2 separate regions of the Homo sapiens genome follow, and region 1 is linked to region 2. Evidence: read pairs that join two places in POLR2A ChIA-PET (ENCODE). Cell type or tissue: OCI-LY7. All regions are shown on one strand. Region 1 overlaps LOC105371293 (a long non-coding RNA gene). Region 2 has its middle 15 kb from the start of GINS3.

The links. ChIA-PET counts read pairs that join two places held together with the same protein. Peaks named below come from ENCODE experiments on the same cell type or tissue, not always from the same donor. Only the 100,000 strongest peaks of a DNase experiment are listed, where the experiment ranks them.
Region 1: POLR2A ChIA-PET joins it to region 2 with 7 read pairs; 2 of 35 experiments call an interaction of 5 or more read pairs at or near these places.

What each region holds. Positions count from the first base shown.
Region 1 is chr16:58,233,984-58,238,983 of GRCh38, forward strand. It overlaps LOC105371293 (a long non-coding RNA gene), which reads right to left. Exons shown (of 4, transcript XR_933630.2): 4 at 4,590-4,628. Among named protein-coding and RNA genes, the nearest start is that of CFAP263, 13 kb to the right of the region's middle. In OCI-LY7, no CTCF peak of the experiment used is centred here; a DNase peak (open chromatin) is centred at 2,598; H3K4me3 peaks cover 835 bases.
Region 2 is chr16:58,374,835-58,379,834 of GRCh38, forward strand. It overlaps the pseudogene RNU6-269P. Among named protein-coding and RNA genes, the nearest start is that of GINS3, 15 kb to the right of the region's middle. In OCI-LY7, no CTCF peak of the experiment used is centred here; no DNase peak of the experiment used is centred here.

The DNA of each region.
Region 1 (5,000 bases), 140 kb before region 2:
CACCTTGGCTTCCCAAAGTGCTGGAATTACAGGCATGAGCCACTGCACCCGGTCCCTTTATCTGATTTTTGAGCAGCTTCCCATTTGGGAAAGAAGAGGCCAGGTACTTCTTACTTATGGTTGAAGCTTAATACTTAGAATGGATCAGACCCTATTGTTCAAAACATAAAATCCCACAAAAATGCAGGCAGGAACAACATCCCCATAAAGATACTGGAGGCTAAATCAGAGGAAATGGGCCCAAAAAGGTGGAGGGACTGAGTGGGCAGGAGAGGGTGGCTTCTGGACTCACTCAGAGAGGGCGGTCTCACACACTCTGAGCCCCTTTCTGTTTGTAGCTGTCAAGATAAGCAGAGGCAATTCTCATTGCTTGCCAGAGAAGAAATGCCTCTCTGAAGCAGGGTTTCTCAACCTCAGCACTACTGATATTTGGGGCCAGATAATTCTTTGCTGTGGGAGCTGTTTTGTGTGTTGAAGGGTGTTCAGTGTAGCGGGTTGAATAGTTTTCTTCCAAAATTCATGCCCATCTGGTCTGATTTCAGCCCCACCCTGGGAATAGCTATGTGACCTTCAGCAAGTTGCTTAATTTCTTGGAACCTCAGCCTCCCTGTGAGTAAAACGGGGGTTAATGAAGGTACCTGAATTTCACAGAATCCTCAGGCTAATGAAATGATATAATGCATAGACTGCTTAGCACAGTGTTGAGCATACAGCTAGCACTCAGTAAATAATAACTGTGACTCTGGAATAAGGGTCTTAGCAGATGTAATTAGCTAAGGATCTCAAGATGAAAGAATTCTGGGTTTAGGGTTGGCTGTAAATCTAATGATGTACAATTATTATTTGTCAATTAAAGAAAAATAAATCTTACAACTGGTGTCCTTATAAGAAGAGGAGGGGACACACAAAGCCACAGGGAAGAAGTCCATGCAAAGATGGAGGCAGAGATTGGAGTGATGTAGCTACAATCTAAGGAATGACAAGATTGCCAGGAGCCACCAGAAGCTGGGAAGAGGCAAGAAAAGATTCCTCCTAGAGCCTTCAGAGGGAGAGTGGCTGTGCAGACACCTTGCCTCCAGACTTCTGGCCTCCGGAACTGTGAGATGATACATTTCTGTTGTTCTTATGGTAATTTGTTACAGCAACCCTAGTAAACTAATACCCACAGCATCTCTGGCTCCACCCACGAAATGCCAATCTCACCCCCTCAGTTAGGACAAACAAAAATGCCTCAGACATTGCCAAATGTCGCCTGGGGAGAGGGGGCCAAATCTTTCTTGCCAACTCGCTGAGAACCCCTGCTCTAACAGAGTGGATTTGTGGAAAAGACAGAGCAATGTGGGATAAGCCTGGATTTGAATTTCGGCCCCACCCCGAATGGCTACGTGACCTTGGACAAGTTGCTTAACTTCTCTGAACCTCAGTCTGTGTATGAGTAAAACGAGGCTAATGCAGGTACCTGTATCTCGCAGAATCATTATGCTGATGAAATGAGATAATGTGCAGAAGGTGCTTAGCACACAGCTAGCACTCGAGAAATATAGTACCTGAAACAATACTTGTTATAAGTGTTTTTTATTAAGCAATAATAATATTACCTAATTGGTAATAAATATATTAAGAAATAACAATGACAATTAAATTATCATTATTATCATTTAAAGCCTGCAAGCTGACTCAGTTTCTCAGGTAGTAATCTACTATAGACTGCTGCCAAACTGGGGCAGTGGCTCCTCTCAGAGGAGGAGGTGCTGGGGTGCCCATCTTGGTGTCATACTTTCCAAACTGCTGCTTCTTCTTACTTTATCCCATTTGATGGTATATTAGCCTGATGATATCCTTGTAACATGCATAGGGTAAACGCTTAAAATGTCATCCCCACTTTACAGAGGTGGACACTAAGGCACAAAAACATTAAGTTATTACCAAAGTAATTACCAGTAGCCAAGCCAGGGCTGGAACCCTGGGCCGTTTAAACACGATCTGCTCCTGACTCCCCTACCTCCAAGGCATCCCCTTTCCCACTTCTTTGAGACACCTGTTACTACCCACCTCCCCTTACAAAGCCTGGCTCCAAGAAAAGAAGCAGATACCCTACAGCTTAGAGTGACTTTATATTCAATAGTCATCTTTTCGAGGGATATTTGCACAGTGAACCTCTGTCTAGTGGGCAGACAGGTAGTTTTTGGAGCTGACGTGAAATCCTCAGGTAGGTGGAGTCCAGGTGTATTTATTAGTCGGGGTCCTGTAGGAAACAGAACCCTACTCCGTTCAGCTGAAGAGACCTTACTGATGGGACTGTTTACATTCACATGGGACTGTGAATAAGGGAACCTGCGAAGATGGTTGTGGCACCCAGGGACCAGCAGCATTCCAGGTAATTCTAGGTGAGACGGGGAAGGGGAGGGATGATAAAAGCAGAGTCGAGCAGGGCTGGCATTGTGCGTGAGGGTCAGCCAGACACGAGGTATGATCAAGGAGAGGCTGTGCGCCGCCAAAACTGGGGTGGGAAAGCGGAGAAGAAATACACAGGGCGCTCTCCCTTCCCGCCCTCCTGTCTCCTTGGATGCCTCTTATTGGCTGAAACCAACCCGAAGTCAGCCGCAAAGGAGCCTGGGAAATGGAGTCCACAGGAACCAGCCTCCCAGGGCTTAGGGCAGAGAGGGACAGGATTATGGGGAAGGGGGTTGAGGGAGGGAGCATCACTAGCACACGGATGGGTGGGGTGGTGATTTGAAGGGGTAAAGGGAAAATCAGCAGCACAGGCGAAGTGCTGATGTGGTGATAACCATATTTGTATGAACTCTTCTGCTAGGAACAGAACGCCTGGAAACATACTGACTTTGTATTCTTGGTGCTTGCTTTAAAAATCAAACAACTTTGCTTGCTAAGTTGCCAGGACCGAGAAGGGGGCAGAAAGGAGGAGGAGACCTCCTTGGAAGATAGTTGAATCTGAAGGAGGTGAAGGGATGAGCCATGTGTTTGTCTGGGGGAAGAGTGTCCAGGCAGAGGAACTACCGGGATGAAGGCTGGGAGGCAGGAGGATGCCTGTCACGATTGAGAAACAGCCAGGAGACCAGTGTGGCTAGAAAGGACTAAGTGAAAGGGTCGGGGTAGGAGGGGAGACGAGGTCAGAGAGGAAATAGCTGGGTAATAGACAAGGTCAGCCATAGTAAAGCACTTTGGGTTTTACTCTGAATGAGTTGAGAAGTCATTGGAAGGCTCTGTTAGGAAGAGGCATAATCTAACTTATGTTTAACAGGATCCCTCTGGCTGTTGTGTGGTGAATGCACTACAGGAGGTGGAGGTGAGAACAAAAGGGGATAAGAATTTGGGATTTAGCAGCATTTCCCTCCCTCCCTCCCTCCTTTCCTTCCTTCCTTCTTTCCTACCTTCCTTCCTTCTTCCTTTCTTTCTCTTCCTTCCCTTCCCCTCTTCTTTCTCTTCCTTTTCTTCTCCTCCCCCTTCCCCTCCTCTTTTTCTTCTTTCAGGTGTTTTTTTTGCCTTTTTTTTTTTTTTTTTTTTTTGAGACAGGATCACTCTGTTGCCCAGGCTGGAGTGCAGTGGCGTGATCTTGGGTCACTGCAACCTCTGCCTCCCCGGTTCAAGCAATTCTCCTGCTTCAGCCTCCCAAGTACCTGGGATTACAGAAACGCGACACCATACCTGGCTAATTTTTGTATTTTTAGTAGAGATGGGGTTTCACCATGTTGGTCAGGCTGGTCTCGAACTCCTGACCTCAGGTGATCTGCCCACCTCGGCCTCCCAAAGTGCTTGGATTACAGGCATGAGCCATTGCGCCCGGCCTCATCTTGCAGTTTTATTGACTCACAACAAACTGCAGAGTGAGGAGATAACTGCAATAATGTAGACAAAAGATGATGGTGGCTTGGACTGGGGTGGTTGTAGTAATGAGAAGAGGTCAAGTTCTAGCTTTGCTCTGAAGGTTGGGCCAGTGGGATCTGCTTACAGATCAGATGTGGAGGTGAGAGAAGGAGGAGAGTTAAGAGTTAGTCAAGGATTACTCCCAGGTTTGTTGGAAGGAGTAATGAAGTTGTCCTGGAGGGATGAAGTTGTCAGATACTGAGATGGGGAAGAATGGGTTTGGAGGGAGGGGGAAAGTCATGAGTTTAGTGGAGGTATGTTAAGTTTTACGTGTCCATTACACATGCAAGTGCAGATGTTGAGTAGGTGATTAGATGTAGACAAGGCTGGAGTAGAGAAGACAGCATGTTTATTTGTTTGCTTTACAGCTTTATTGAGGTGTAATTGAAATAAAACAAACTGCAAGTATATAAATATTGTACAGTGTACAACTTGAGAAAGTTTTTTTTTTTTTTCTTTTTTTTTTTTTTCAGCTGGAGTCTCACTCTGTCACCAGGCTGGAGTGCAGCGTTATGATCTTGGCTTACTGCAACCTTTGCCTCCCTGGTTCAAGTGATTCTCCTGCCTTAGCCTCCCAAGTAGCTGGGACTACAGGCGCACGCCACCACGCCCAGCTAAGTTTTGTATTTTTAGTAGAGACAGGGCTTCACCATGTTGGCGAGGACGGTCTAGATCTCTTGACCTCGTGATCTGCCTGCCTTGGTCTCCCGAAGTGCTGGGGTTACAGGTGTGAGCTACCGCGTCTGGATGATAAGTTTTGATATATGTTTATACCCATGAAATCGCTCCCAAAAGCTTCCTTGTGCCCCTGTGTGATCCCCTCCACCATATTCCCACTTCCCTGCCCCCTCCATATCCCAAGCAGCCATTAATCTGCTCTTCATCATTGTAAATTAGTTTACACTTTCTAGCATTTTATACAAATAGAATCATACAGCATGTACTCTTTCTAAAATCTGACTTCTTTCACTCAAACTATTTTGAGATTTATGCATGTTGTTGCCTGCGTCCATGGTTCATTCCTTTCCTTTTTTTTTGGATGATGTATAGCGTTCTATGGCTCATATATATGTGTGGATTTGTTTCTGGACTCTATTTTATTCCATTGATCCATT
Region 2 (5,000 bases):
GGTGCAGTGGCTCACACTTGTAATCCCAGAACTTTGGGAGGCAAAGGCAGGCAGATCACTTGAGGCCAGGAGTTCAAGACCAGCCTGGCCAACATGATGAAACCCCGTCTCTACCAAAAATACAAAAATTAGCCAGACATGGTGATACACGCTTGTAATCCCAGCTATTCAGGAGGTTGGAAAATCTCTCAACTTGATCTTTTAGCTCATTTTCAGCTGAGTCTATTCTGCTATGTACCCTACCTATTAAGTTGTGGAGGGTTTATTTTATGGTGGTGATAATATTTTTAATATTTTTAATTTCCAAAAAGAGTGGTTTATTTATTAGCGGTTTCTTCTCTCTGATAATATTAATTATAATTATTTTAAAGTCTTTTGATTGCTTTATGAATTCTGTTTTTTGGGTACTCATTTTTCTATTTGTTGAGTTTGATGCTTTTGTGTGTGTGTTGTGTTTCCCAACTGTTGATAATTCTTAGGTATCTATTAATACTTATCCTTGGAAGTTGTAATTGAATATCTGTCTATATCAGTCCATCTATCATTTATCTATTTTGTAGTTCAAAAGTAAATATTGGGTCTCCTAATGACAGACCACTAAATTAGGAAAGGATAATATGTTTGCCTTCTAAGTAAGAGGAGCTCTCAGGGTCATTGTAACTTACCTGAAATACCTCCCTCCTTCTTTGGCCCCAGTTTCAGAAGTCCCATTTCAGAGAGCTCTACTCAAGGCTTTATCCTGGTGGTGGGGGTGGGGAAGGTAATGACAGCTTCTGAGTCAGCATATGTGGGAGAAGATCTTTTTCTTTTATTTTTCTTAACTTTGTATTAAAATGTAGCATATATTGGAAAGTTCCTCAAGTTAACATATTCTTATAACCAGCACCAAGATCAAGAAACAGAACAACTAGGGGCCTTGCATCCCCTTCCAGTCACTGCACCTCCAAGGGTAATCATTGCCTTAACATCTATTACTGTAGATTTATTAAATATTATTTGATTAAAATATTATCTCTTAAAATATTATCAATGGAATCATATTCTTTCATATCTGACTTCTTTCATGTAGCATGTTTGTGAGATTAATCCACCTTGTTCTGTGTGGTTGTGGTTTCTTCATGCTTGTTGATGTATAGCATTTCACTTTATGAACAAACATTTATCTATTCCTTTTCCTGTTGATGTACATTTGGGTAGTTTTCAGCTTGAGGCTATTGTTAGCAGTACTTACTCATATATTTTGATGAACATATGTATGGACTTCTTTTGGAACGGGAGTTGTTGGGTCATAGGGTAGCTACATGTTGGCTTTAGAAGATAGGGCCAACAGTTTTCTACAGTGATTGGGCCATTTTACACTTCTGTGAGGGGGTTCCACTTGATTCACAGCCTTGCCAACGCTTTTCTGTCCTTTTCATTTTAGCCATTCTTGTGGGTGGTATTGCATTTGGGTTTTAATTTAAATTTTCTTCATGACTAATGAAGTTGGAGGCATTTTTAGGAGTTAAATTTTCTATGCTCTTTTTTTCTCAGCTTTTTATTATGAAAATCTTAAAACACAGAAAAGTTGAAAGGCTGGCATAATGAAAATGCATATACTTAGTACCTAGAGTTAAACAATTGTTAGCCTTTTGCTATATTTGCTTCTTGTGCATGTGTGTGTGTGTATATATATACACATATACATACATATATATAATTGTTTTGCTGATCCATTGTAAAGGAAGTTGCAGTCATAATTACACTTGACTCATAATTACACCATTATCTCCTAGAAATAGATATTTTCTACATAACCATAAAACCATGATCATATATAACATAATTAACAATAATTTCCTAAAAATACTATGTAACAGTCTGTGTGCAAGTCTCCTCAGTTGTCCCCAAAGTACCGGTAATCTACTTTTTTGAACCAGAAGCTAATCAAGGCCAAATCCTTGCATTTGATTGTTATAGCACTTTAAACAGATCCCTGATTTTCCCCACCTCCCACCCACGACATTGATTTTTTGGAGAGCCAAATTCTGTTCCAGTTGTCTATATAAAATTTTTTAAAACCCCAAAACCTTAGTGGCTTAAAACAATTATTTTATTATATTTTACAATTTTGTCGATCATAATCAGGCAGGGCCCAGTCAAGTGATTCTTCTTTTTCACATGACATTGACAGGGTCACTTGGTGGTATCCACTTGTCATATGGACTGGTCTGGAGGCTCCAAGATGGCTTCTGCACACTCATGTCCAAGACCTTGGTTGGGATGGCAGGAAGGCTGTGATCAGCTGGGACTGTCCACCAGAGCATGTCCATGTAGCCTCTCTGGCTAGCATGGCCCCAGAATGGTCAGTTTCCTTACATCCTGTCTCCTGGCTCTGAGGACAAGTGTTTTGGAGACCAGAACAGGAGCCACACTACCTTTTATGACCCAGTATCAGGGGTCACACAGCATCACTTCCATCAGGCTCTGTTGTTTGAAGCAGTCACAAAGCCCACCCAGATGCAGAGAATTTGCAGCTACGTTTTTAAAGCTGCAATGATCTGTTCTTCAGTCACAAATAATTTGCCTTTTTCTCACATGCAAAACACACACCTTTTTCCAAGATTCCTCCAGACTCTCATTCCATTAGGACACCAGGCTCAGGCTGTTTGAGATCAGCCCTTCTTTATTGTGGGCTCCCCATGAGGCTGCTGTAGAAGTCTTAGAAGTATTATTGTCTAGCTGACATGGGCTAAGAGGCACGCCCTTTGGATTCTTCAGGAATTTCGGATATAACTAAGAGGACACACAAAAAGCACCATTTTAAGTCTTTCTGAGGCCATTAACAAGGGTCTTACAGTTACGTACTGGATTTCCTGAGACTATTTTCCTAGTATTATTCTTGTAGAATGTTCCCCATTCTGATTTTGTCTGCTTGTTTCCTCTTGGTGTCATTTAACTTTTTTCAAATCCCCTTCCCTCACCTCCATATTTCCTGCAAAATTGGGTCTAGAGGCTTGATTTGATTAAGGTTGAATATTTTGGCAAGAATACTTTGTAGGTGATTTTGAATACATTATACTGCATGATATCTATAGGTATATCATGGCAGGTTGTCCTACTATTAATACGTTAGGTTCCATCACTTGCATATGGTGGTGACCCCCAGGCCTCTCCATTGTAAAAATGTACATTTTCTTCCTTGTGACTTTCATGGAATTTGTGGGGTGATGCCAGGAAAAATACGAAATGTTTCAAAAATTCATGTCATCCTTGTGCAGGGACCATGCTAATCATCTTGGCATCCTTCCAATTTTAGTCTGTGCTATGGAAGCATGTCCTGCCCTGGCTCTCGAGAATTTGTAACTGTAATCGGTTCTTTGCCTGATGCATGTGGCAAGTCAGTATGCTAAGACATTGAGTTGCAGCAGAGAAAGAGGTTTAATCATAGGGCCACCAAATAATAAAGATAGGAGAAAATCTCAAATCTGTCTCCATGAGGAGTTTGGGGCTAGGGATGTTAAGGGTTTTGGAATGGGCCAAAGTGTGGAGATGGTCGATTGGTCAGCGAGTCCAGGGTGATGTCATGGGGCAGGGAGATAAAGAAACTGTATCTGTACATTGATTTGGTTCTTCTGTGGGATCTTTGAAGTGGTTGGCATCAGCTACTCCACTAGAATTAAGGATCTGTTTAAGTCATTCTTAAACAAAACCCTTATGATTCTAACATCAGAAATTTCATCTGTAGAAACAATGGGGATACAAATGGTCAACATCTAGTGCTCCATGAATTCTGGCTACAAGGAAATGAGTCAAATTGCAGCCTGACTAATGCTTAATTATAACTATATTTCTGTCCAGAACTCTTGTTAACCCTGTGAGGACAGCTTCAAATACAGCTCTTCTATCTCTTGTGCCAGCACCTGCTCCTGCTCCAGATGTCTGTTGACTTAGGCTTAAAATATCCCTGAACTTCCCTCACTCCTTGGTGGTCATTTTGCCTACCTTTGGTTAAGCCATGTTCGTCTTTGCTCCAGATTTGCTGTCAATCAGATCTCACCTGCTCTCTATCCTCCAGAAATTCCTGTATCCTTCTGGTCTTCTGGTGGCCCTCTTTATTTTGTTCATGTGTTTTTGTGGGTTTCATGTGTACATAGGAAATACTCACAGAGAGACAGAATGTGTTGTGTAAGGAGACTTGAGGCAGGAAGTAGGGAGGTAGTGTATGTGCTTGTGTTCAGTCAGACATCTCTGGCCAACCTTTGCTTTTGAGAAACTATATCCCAGGGCAGAAATGAGGAAGTGTCACATGTATCAAATCATTACGTTGTATCCCATAAATATATACCATTATTGTCAATTAAAAATTTTTAAAAGGGCCAGGTATGGTGGCTCATGCCTGTAATCCCAGCACTTTGGGAGGCTGAGACAGGTGGATCATTTGAGGTCAGGAGTTCAAGACCAGCCTGGCCAACATGGTGAAACCTGTCTCTACTAAAAATACAAAAAAAAAATTAGCTGGGTGTGGTGACATGCGCCTGTAGTCCCAGCTACTTGGGAGCCTGAGGCAGGAGAATCGCTTGAACCCAGGTGGTGGAAGTTGCAGTGAGCAGAGTGCACCACTGCACTCCAGCCTTGGTGATGGAGTGAGACTTCATCTCAAAAAAAAAATTTTTAATTTAAATTAAATAAAAGATAAATATCAGAGGATGAAGATAGAAACCAGGTTGTTATGGATTATATTATGCTCTCCCTAAATTCATAGTTTGAAGCCCTAATTCCCAATGACTATATTTGGAGATAGCATCCTTAAAAAGGTAATTAAGGTTAAATGACATCATAAGGGTGGAGCCCTAACCCAACGTGACTGGTGTCTTAAAAGAAGAGAAAGAGACTCCATGGATGAGTATGCACAGAGGAAAGCCTATGTGAGGACAGAGCAAGAAGGTGGCCATCTGCAAGCCAACGTGGGAGGCCTCACCAGAAACAAACCCTGTGGACACCTTGATATTGGACTTCCA